Linked DNA regions of Homo sapiens: region 1 is linked to region 2. A link is a loop called in an ENCODE intact Hi-C map of the cell type or tissue named here. Cell type or tissue: Caco-2. All regions are shown on one strand.

Region 1 (5,000 bases), 600 kb after region 2:
TGCAACCATAGGCTGATAGAAGATAAACTCTTAGCAGAAAGGGGCAGGTAAGAGACTAAAACTGATTTTGCAGTTATTACAGGATGGCTAACAGTGTAAATTGATTATTATGAGAGAAATGATAAATATTCTGACACTCAATATCATTAAAACCTACACAGAATTTGGCATTTGTTATTTCAAAACAGAAATAAACAAATGAAGGAATGTTTTATGGGGGAGCAAAGTTTTTAAAATTTTACTCTTAAAATGAGGCATGGTTATGCAAGAAAGGAAATATAACCAAGTTAGCTAGAAATGGAATTTTATTCATTTACAAGCTTTCCTTGGAAGATTTGAGTATTAAAAACTATACTGTTCTCTCTCATATAACCTCTTTTCCAAATGTTAGTTTGAGAATAAATTAAAGAATAGCTTTATCCCTATAACTCTCCTTACCACATCTTCCAATACTCCACTGTCTTCCTGTATTAAAATGTATCTATAGCACAAAACACAATACAGGATTTTATTTTATGTTATAGTAGGTTAGGTTATAAAAGTGTATAAGGCTGGGCACAGTGGCTCATGCCTGTAATCCCAATACTTTGGGGGGCTGGGTGGGGGGATGGCTTGAGTCCAGGAATTTGAGACTAGCCTGGGCAATAACCCAGTATCTACAAAAAAAAAATTTTTTAAATTAGTCTAGCATAGTGGCACATACCTGTGTGCCCAGCTAGTCAGGAGGCTGTGGTAGGGGGATCGCTTGAGCCCAGGAGGTTGAAGCTGCGGGGAGCCGTGATCACACCACTGCATTCCAGCCTGGGCAATAGAGCAAGACCCTCTCCAAAAAATAAATAAATAAATAAAAGTATGAGTGCCCTCCATACATGGCAAACAAACCTTTGAAAAAAGAATAAGGAAGAAGTCTAAGATTGCCACCAGTCTGCCCAGATGCCTCAGGTAAAAGCTTAAAGAGAGGAATCTTGTTTCCACATTTATTCCAACTTATTACTGAGCCTTGCAATATTTTTAAATTATTGTTTTATTTAATTAATCCAGAAGAATATTTTAGGATAAATGTTTCAAGTCTGACTAGCTGAGAATCTTTACGTCTTCAGATGGAGGAAGTAAAGGGCCATTTCCTTCCACCTTTGATTTAGGAAATTCATTGGCATCAAGAAATACAATTCTGGCTGGGCATGGTGGCTCACACCTGTAATCCCAACACTTTGGGAGGCAGAGAAGGGTGGATCACCTGAGGTCAGGAGTCTAACAACAGCCTGGCCAATATGGTGAAACCCCATCTCTGCTAAAAATACAAAAATTAACCAAGCATGGTGGCAGGCGCCTGTAATCCCAGCTACTTCAGGAGGATGAGGCAGGGAGAATTGTTTGAACCCGGGAGGCAGAGGTTGCAGTGAGCCAAGATCACACCACTGCACTCTAGCCTAGGTGCAGAGCGAGACTCCATCTCAAAAAAAAAAAAAAAAAGAAAAAAAGAAATACAATTCTGAGCAGGACACTATGTCAAATACCCACTTCAGGTGGACCTTGGGAAAGGCAAATCATTGTTCTGAATTTTTATTTGATATTCAAACTAGAGTTTCAGAGACCTGTTACGAAGACCGGGTCTTATCATATGATTTCTGGCAATTTGACGTTTGTTTAAACAAATTACTTTGTAAATTTCCAAAGTGCAGCAGGGTCCATCAGGGTAGGCAGTTCTGTGTTTCTTAAACTAGATTGCTAATTTTTTTATATCACTTGGGCTATCTAACATACACCCCTATAAATCAATGAGTATCTTCATTTTATACTAAACTGCTTTTTATGAAGATAGAATGTATTAAATCCTCCCCTGTGACAATCTCTATGGCCTCTCTTCTCCCTGTAACTCCAACTTGTGTCTGTTGGCCAGTGTGCCAGAATGTATTTGATACTATGGAAACATCTGTGTCTAATGGCAATTGAATCTAGGGCATTTATTTCTATTCCCTGAGTCTGGATAAGATCTACAGGAATCTGTCAGTCTTTCATTAAATGCTTATTTCAGAAACAATATACTGTTTTCTGATTTGGGGGCTCCCTAAAATTTCATTTCTGGAGCCGGAAGTCTTCCTCAAATGGTGGTTTTCAGATTTTCCTTGGGCTCTAAGTAAATTATGTGGATTCTGCTTAACAGTTGAAGTTGTTCAACTGGAAAAATATATGACTCATATTCCAAATATTGACATGGAAAAATATATGACTCATACTCCAAATATTGACAATCTCCAAGTATTTCACCTCTATCTTTAAAAAAAAATGTTTAAAACCTTGCGAGCCTCTGTTTGTACATCTTGCTGTGGATGCTAGGAACTTGCAGTGTGTCCCTGCCCCTGGTGGGCTTAAAGTTTATATAATTAAGTAGATTTTTGCCAAAGGCAGATATTCCACCAACCTTTACAATAGAGATTTCTGGGCCACATCCCCAAAGCTTCTGATTTTGTGGATTGGGGGCAAGGGCTGGAAATCTACATATTTCTAAACTCCCCTTCTGTTCAATGTTGCTGTGAACCTAAAATTGCTCTAAAAAATAGTCTTTTATGCAAATAAGTTAAAAAGAAAACAACAATAACAACCCCCCACACACACACACAAAACACAAAAATGAAACCAAAAAACACCCCCCTATTCAGCTCTCTCAAAGTCAGCTCACTTTGAGAACCCCTAGAAATTTCTCTAATTACAGTATTAAGAATGTTAAAGGCTTGTTAGCTCCAATGCCTAATCCCTCTGGTTCCCCCTAGTGGACTGAAATAAAATGCGCTTTCTACAATTTAAGCAGTTAACGAGTGTGAAACCAGATTGAAACACATGTAAAGACTAATTATGAGACGCTTTCAGAAAAAGGCAACATGCATCTCAGTGAAATGCATCTGGGCCCTAAAAGATCAGGAAAGCCCCACCACATCTGCTTCATGGATGGTTTTGCTGTAAGGCGCCCAGGTTAGTTCTCAGTATGTCAGCCACAGGCAGAGCTTTCTCTATGCAATCCTCTGCAGATCACATTTAGGTGTCTCTGCCCAGCCACAGATCCTCAGGAGGTCCTGAGAACATGTGCTCAAAGTGGTTGGGTTACAGCTTGGTTTTCTTACATTTTAGGGGGACAGAAGTTGCAGGCAAAGACATAAATCAATACATGTAAGGTACACATTGGTTCGACCTGGAAAGGTGCGACATCTGGGAGAGAGGGGCTTCCAGGTTATAGGTAGATTCAAAGACTTCCTGATTGGCAATTGGTTGAAAGAGTTGAGTTTTGCCTGAAGAGTTTAAAGTCAGCACAAAGAAATGCTTGAGTTAAGGGAGATTGTGAAGCTAAGGTTCTTATAAATGAAGCCTCCAGGTAGCAGGCTTCAGAGAGAATAGACAGTGTTTTTTATTGGACCTTAAAAGGTGTCAGGCTCTCCGGAAAAAAAAAAACTAGTAAGGGAAGGGGATTCTCTACAGAATGCAAATTCCAGGGCCCCTCCCCCATCCACAGGAGACAGCTTTGCAGGACCATTTCAAAATATGTCAAAGAAATATATTTGGGGGTAAAATACCTTGATTTCCTTCCAGGCCTGCTATCTGCCATGCGATGCTATACCAGAGTCAGGTTAGAATTTGGTATTTTATTGTAACTGGGGGCCTCAGTTTTAAAAATATTTTTAATCACACATTTTCTTTTTCTTCCTTCCCTCCCCACTCACCCTTTTATTCCCTCCCTCTCTAGACACTCCTCTCCAGTAACTCATGTTTATCTAATTATGTTCTTGCTTAAGAAATTTCAGAAGATAATCTTGAAACAAACCAGGCACAGAGCCCCTGCTTAATCATCCTGCTTAGAAGGAGTCTCAAACAATTAGTCCACCACCATCTGGCCCAAGACAAAATAATGCCAAACATACTTCCAGATAGGCAATTACCCAAGATAACCATCAGAACAAACATACAGACCCTTCATCCTGCACTAGTCCCTCACATCTCCCATACCAAGTTTCCCTTTAAAAACCCTATGATAAAATTTTAAAATTTAAGATGGTCTTTGTGACTAGTCCACCATCTTCTTGGTTTTGCGGGCTTTCCAAAGAAGCCTGCTTTTCTTCCCACCAATTCTTGTCTCTCATGTCTGGTTTTCCAGGGGTTAGCAGCCAAACCTGGGTTTGCATACCTTACTGCTACAAAGAGTCTGTTTGTCAGTCTTAAGATCTCTGTTTTAATGTTAATGGTAGTCAGTTGTGCCTAAACTCCAAAGGGAGGAGGTTATAAGGAGGCATGTCTGGCTACTCTACCTCCACCTTCCAGTCATGGCCTGAACTAGTGTTTCAGGTTTCTTTGGGATCTCCTGGGCCAAGCAGGGGGTCCATTTAGTTGGTTGAGGGGCTTAGAATTTTATTTTTGATTTACAACTCTAACATTATCAGTGCTTAACACAGTGTTTGACACAAAGTAGACGGTCAATGAATGTTTGTTGAATGAATGAATGAATGAATGAATGCATGAATGATGGAATGACCTGAAGAACAATTCCACACTGCACATACTCATGCCTCCCTTCTCAACCTTTCTCTCCCCACTCCCAACTGTTATGACATCTTGGGAAGGAAGGAGAAATGCTTGCTTTGAAAAAGCTCCCCAGCTGACTTTAGGGTAGCTGCTTCCCTCCTGCTTTCCTACCTGGTAGGGAATTCCTGATCCATTCGGTTCTCTCAGCTCCAAACCCAGAGAAGTTAAATCATTTGACCGGGATCACATAATTAGATAGTGGCAGGGGCATGTTTCCCAAGTCTTGGGCAAAGTCTCTTTCTATGAGGTTTACCAGCATTGACAGTTACCCAGGATATGTCCTCTCACAATTTGCATGTGTTTAGATATTTTTTCTAAAGAGTAGAAAACAGTCCTAGCTACTCTTTTCCCCTGTCAGATCCTAGGCCCTGCCCTTCCACTGTGGTAGGTAGAATTCTAAGGTGTCCTCCAAGATACCTCACCACCACTAG
Region 2 (5,000 bases):
CATTTTCTGTCAGAATACTAATATTTTTTCAGTGAATTGATGAAAATTATCTTAAAGTTCTCTAGGTACCCAGGAAAACCATGAAAAGGAAGGCTAATGAGGAAGGACTTATCCTTCCAGGTTCTAAAGCATAGTCTCAATTTATCATAATCAAGAAAGTATGGCACCTTCAAAAGAGAGAACAGCAACACAAATATATAAAAATTCGGTACAAGATAAAAATGGCTTCTTAAATTGACACAGGAAAAGAATAATTTAATGATGGAGTTGGGACAATTGTTGAGCAATATAGAATATAATCAGATAGGTTCCGCTCTATTCTACCCAAAAATAAATTTAAAAAGAATCACAAATTAAATTTAAAAGTAAAGCCATGTAAGTGCTATAGGCATATAGAGATAAATATTTACATAGTGTAACACATTATACAACTTTATATTACACACCATTATATTATAGATGCAAAAATGTAAACATGACATGAAAAGCAGTAATTATAAAAGAAAAATGTTTGAGTTCTCATAAGTTAGAACAAGTATTGGATGTATATTAAATATGACAATGTTAATGTATGTGCAAAGATTACGTGCATCTATAGCATGCTCTCATTTTGAAAAAATCAGTACATATATTTGAATGATATAACTATTTTATAGTTACAAAGCCTAATTTCTAAAAATAATTAATGTCTAATTCTGGATCTCCTCCAGCAAACCTTATGTCAAGCAATTTAATTTAGCACTTAGATACCCAGACAGTTGGTCTGATAAACAAGATGGCTACTAAGCGACTATGGTATTCTGTAGACAAACGGAAGATTCATGTCCCAGGTGAGAACTGCTAAATGTCATCACCCTACTCAGAATGACATCCAATTTAAAACTTAAGAACTGTTTATTTCTAAAACATTCCACTTAATGTTTTCAGGCTACAGTTGACCACAGGTAACTGAAACTGCAGAAAACGAAAGTGAGGAAAGCAAAACTGAGAATAAGAGAGGACTACTGCACACACACTTATAAAATTGTTAATATAAAAATAGATGTATATACAGTTATAGATATATAGTGATAAAAATTAGCCTGGAGATGATAATTATTTAAGTATTAATAGAGGTTAAATGTTTCAAACTTGCCCAACATTTATTACATTCATAGATAAATTCTAAAAACATTTTAAAACATGATTTTCTAAATTTACAGCTGTCCAGGCAATCTTCTAATTCACATGGGTAACAATGTACGTTTCAAAAGGGTTGAGAAGATTGTTCAATGACGTAGGTTTATCTTATTCATACATGGCTTAAGCCTGGCTTTGAAAAACTTTTTAGAAGTAAAAACAGACTATATCTGAATTTGTGCAATTATGTGTTTGATTTAGCAAAGTAGAAAGAATTCATATAGCTAAATCCTGCTCACTTCTCCAAATATTAAAGCCACTGGGGCCCAAAATAGCACAAAGACATGGAGGAAGAAATAATTCACGCTCTCTTTGTGACTGACAGTTAAGCTGGGACATCAGTTTTCTCCTACTCTCTGAGACTGCCACCAACTCTCCTGGTTCTCAGGACTTTGAACTCAGACTGGAATTTACATCTCTGGCTCTCACAGGTCTCCAGCTTGCTGTCTGCAGATCCTAGGAACTTCTCAACCTCCATAATTGTGGGTCCCCAACCCCCAAGCCACAGATCTGTACCAGTCTGTGTCCTGTTAGGAACTGAGCTGCATAGCGGGAGGTGAGCAGCAGCAATTAAGGAGATCATCACGGTGGATGAGAGGCAGGACTAGATTGCAGCTCCTACTCAGACAGAGCGGCATGCGGAGGCTCGCATCGTGAATTTTAGCTCCAGAATGACTGCAAGAACAAACCATGAATCCCCAGAGGACCCACAGACCCTCTGAAGGAAGCAGAGTGATCCTGCACGACCTGGGAGACACCCCAGATACTGTGAGTGCCCAAACTGTGGAAGTAGAAAAGGGAGATCCTCTGCTCCTGAACACACACCCCTACTGGGGAAACGGAAGGTTTGCAGAAGTTTCTGACCTTACCTGGAGCTGAGTCAATTTAGACAGCCAAGCAAAATACAAGGGTAGAAGAAGCAGCAGGAAGGGTCCTGGGAACTCATTGGGTCCCCAAGCAGGCCATTCATGCCTGGCACCACAGGGATCCTTCAGGAGGGTGTCCAGAGGTATGGGGAAAATGCCACAGGGAGAAGGAAGTCTCCAGCTGAACTTTGTAACAATTTGAACCAGGTGAGAAGCCTCCTGGCCAGAACTTGCTGGAGGGCATGAATCCAGCCAGCAGATTCCACAGGTGGGGGAAGAACTAAAGTCCTTTTCTTTCACAGCTGGGAGGCGGGTAGCCTGGGGAAAGTTCTCAAGCCCTGCTTGCCTGCTGCCTGGAAACAGACTCTGTGCTGTTGGAGGTGGCACAGTGGGAGTGAGACCAGCTCTTCAGATTGTGTGGGAGCTGGGTGAAGCCTGTGACTGCCAGCTTTCCCCTACTCCCCTGACAACCTGCATGACTCAGCAAAGGCAGCAATAATCCTCCTAGGTACACAACTCTGTTGACCTGGAAAACTCACCCCCAACTCTGACAGCAGCCACAGCAAGACCCACCAAAGCAGAGCCTGAGCTCAGACACGCCTAGCCCCACCCCCACCTGACGGCCCTTCCCTACCCACCCTGGAAGCTGAACACAAAGGGCATATACTCTTGGGAGTTCTAGGACCCTGCTCAACCCCAGTTCCTCTCCATATTAGCAAAGCTGATGCTCTCTGGAAAGCGCTACCTCCTAGCAGGAGGTCAACTAGCACAAAAATAGAACATTAAACCACCAAAGCTAAGAACCCTTACAGAGTCCATTTCACCCCACTGCCACCTTCACTGGATCAGGTGCTGGTATCCATGGCTGAGAGACCAATAGACAGTTCACATCACAGGACTCTGTGCAGACAACTCCCAGTACCAGCACAGAGCCTGGCAGACTTGCTGGCTGGCCAACCCAGAAGAGAGATAACAATCACTGCAGCTCAGCTCCCAGGAAGCTACATCCATAGGAAAAGTGGGAGAGCACTACATCAAGGGAACACATCATGGAGCAAAAGAATCTGAAAAACAGCCTTCAGCCCTAGACCTTCCCTCTGACAGAGTCAAGCCAAATGTGAAAAAAAAAAAAAAACACACACACACACACAGAAAGCCAACTCTGGTAATATGACAAAACACCCCCAAAAAATCACACTAGCTCACCAGCAATGGATCCAAACCAAGAAGAAATCCCTGATTTACCTGAAAAAGAATTCAGAAGGTTAGTAATTAAGATAATCGGGGAGGCACCAGAGAAAAACAAAGTCCAATGCCAGGAAATTCAAAAAATGATACAAGAAGTAAAGGGAGAAATATTCAAGTAAATAATAGCATAAAGAAAAAACAATCAAAACTTCAGGAAACATTGGACAGACTTATAGAAATGCAAAATGCTCTGGAAAGTCTCAGCAATAGAACTGAACAAGTAGAAGAAAGAAATTCAGAGCTTGAAGACTAGGCCTTCAAATTTACCCAATCTAACACAGACAAAGAAAAAAGAATAAGAAAATCTGAACAAAGCCTCCAAGAAGTCTGGGATTATGTTAAATGACCAAACCTAAGAATAATCGGTGTTCCTGAGGATGAAGAGAAATCTAAAATTTTGGAAAACATATTTGGGGGAATAATCGAGGAAAAGTTCCCCGGCCTTGCTAGAGACCTACACATCCAAATACAAGAAGCACAAAGAACACCTGTGAAATGAATCACAAAGAGATCGTTGTCTAGGCATATTGTCATCAAGTTATTTAAAGTTACAACAAAGGAGAGAATCTGAAGAGCTCTGAGACAAAAGCACAAGGTAACCTACAAAGGAAAGCCTATCAGATTAACAGCAGAATTCTCAGCAGAAACCCTATAAGCTAGAAATGATTGGGGCTCTATTTTTAGCCTCCTCAAACAAAATAATTATCAGCCAAGAATTTTGTGTCCAGTAAAACTAAGCATTATGTATGAAGGAAAGATACAGTCTTTTTCAGAAAAACAAATGGCTAAGAGAATTTGCCACTACCAAGCCACCAAGACAAGAACTGCTAAAAGGAGCTCTATCTAAATCTTGAAACAAATCCTGGGAACACATCAAAACAGAACGTCTTTAAAGCATAAATCACACAGGACCTATAAAACAAAAATACAAGTTAATTAGCAAAAACAACAACAACAACAACAAAAAGAGGTACACAGGTAACAAATAGCACGATAAATGGAATGGTACCTCACATCTCAGTACTGACATTGAATGTAAATGGCTTAAATGCTTCAATTAAAAGATACAGAACTGCAGAATGGATAAGAACTCACCAACCAACTATCTGCTGTCTTCAGGAGACTCACCTAGCACACGAAACCTCACATAAACCTAAAGCAAAGGGGTAAAGGGATTTCACACAAATAGACACCAAAAGTGAGCAGGGTTAGCTATTCTTATGTCAGACAAAGCAAACTTTAAAGCAACAGCAGTTAAAAGAGACAAAGAGGGACATTATATAATGGTAAAAGGCCTTGTCCAACAGGAAGATATCACAATCGTAAATATATACGCACCTAACACTGGATCTCCCAAATTTATAAAATAATTACGAATAGACCTAAAATTGAGATAGACAGCAACAAAGTAATAGTGGCAGACTTCAATATTCCACTGACAGCACTAAACAGGTCATCAAGACAGAAAGTCAACAAAGAAACAATGGGTTTAATCTATACCTTGGAACAAATGGACTTAACAGGTATGTACAGAACATTTTATCCAACAACCACAGAATACACACTTTATTCAACAGTGCATGGAAGTTTCTTCAAGATAGACCATATGATTGGCCACAAAGTTTGCCTCAATAAATTTTAAAAAATTGAAATTATATCAAGCACTCTCACAGAACACAGTGGAATAAAACTGTAAATCAACTCCAA

What was found. Peaks named below come from ENCODE experiments on the same cell type or tissue, not always from the same donor. Only the 100,000 strongest peaks of a DNase experiment are listed, where the experiment ranks them.
Region 1: it touches region 2 in a loop (6-fold over the local background); 4 of 110 quality-filtered maps call a loop at or near these places.

Annotation. Positions count from the first base shown.
Region 1 is chr6:119,127,332-119,132,331 of GRCh38, reverse strand. It overlaps a transcript of FAM184A not described here. Among named protein-coding and RNA genes, the nearest start is that of FAM184A, 51 kb to the right of the region's middle. In Caco-2, a CTCF peak has its summit at 2,814 (motif pointing left); no DNase peak of the experiment used is centred here.
Region 2 is chr6:119,725,100-119,730,099 of GRCh38, reverse strand. All of the region lies in intron 2 of LOC105377975 (a long non-coding RNA gene), which reads right to left. Among named protein-coding and RNA genes, the nearest start is that of MIR3144, 290 kb to the left of the region's middle. RefSeq lists an enhancer at 2,131-2,965. In Caco-2, no CTCF peak of the experiment used is centred here; a DNase peak (open chromatin) is centred at 2,319.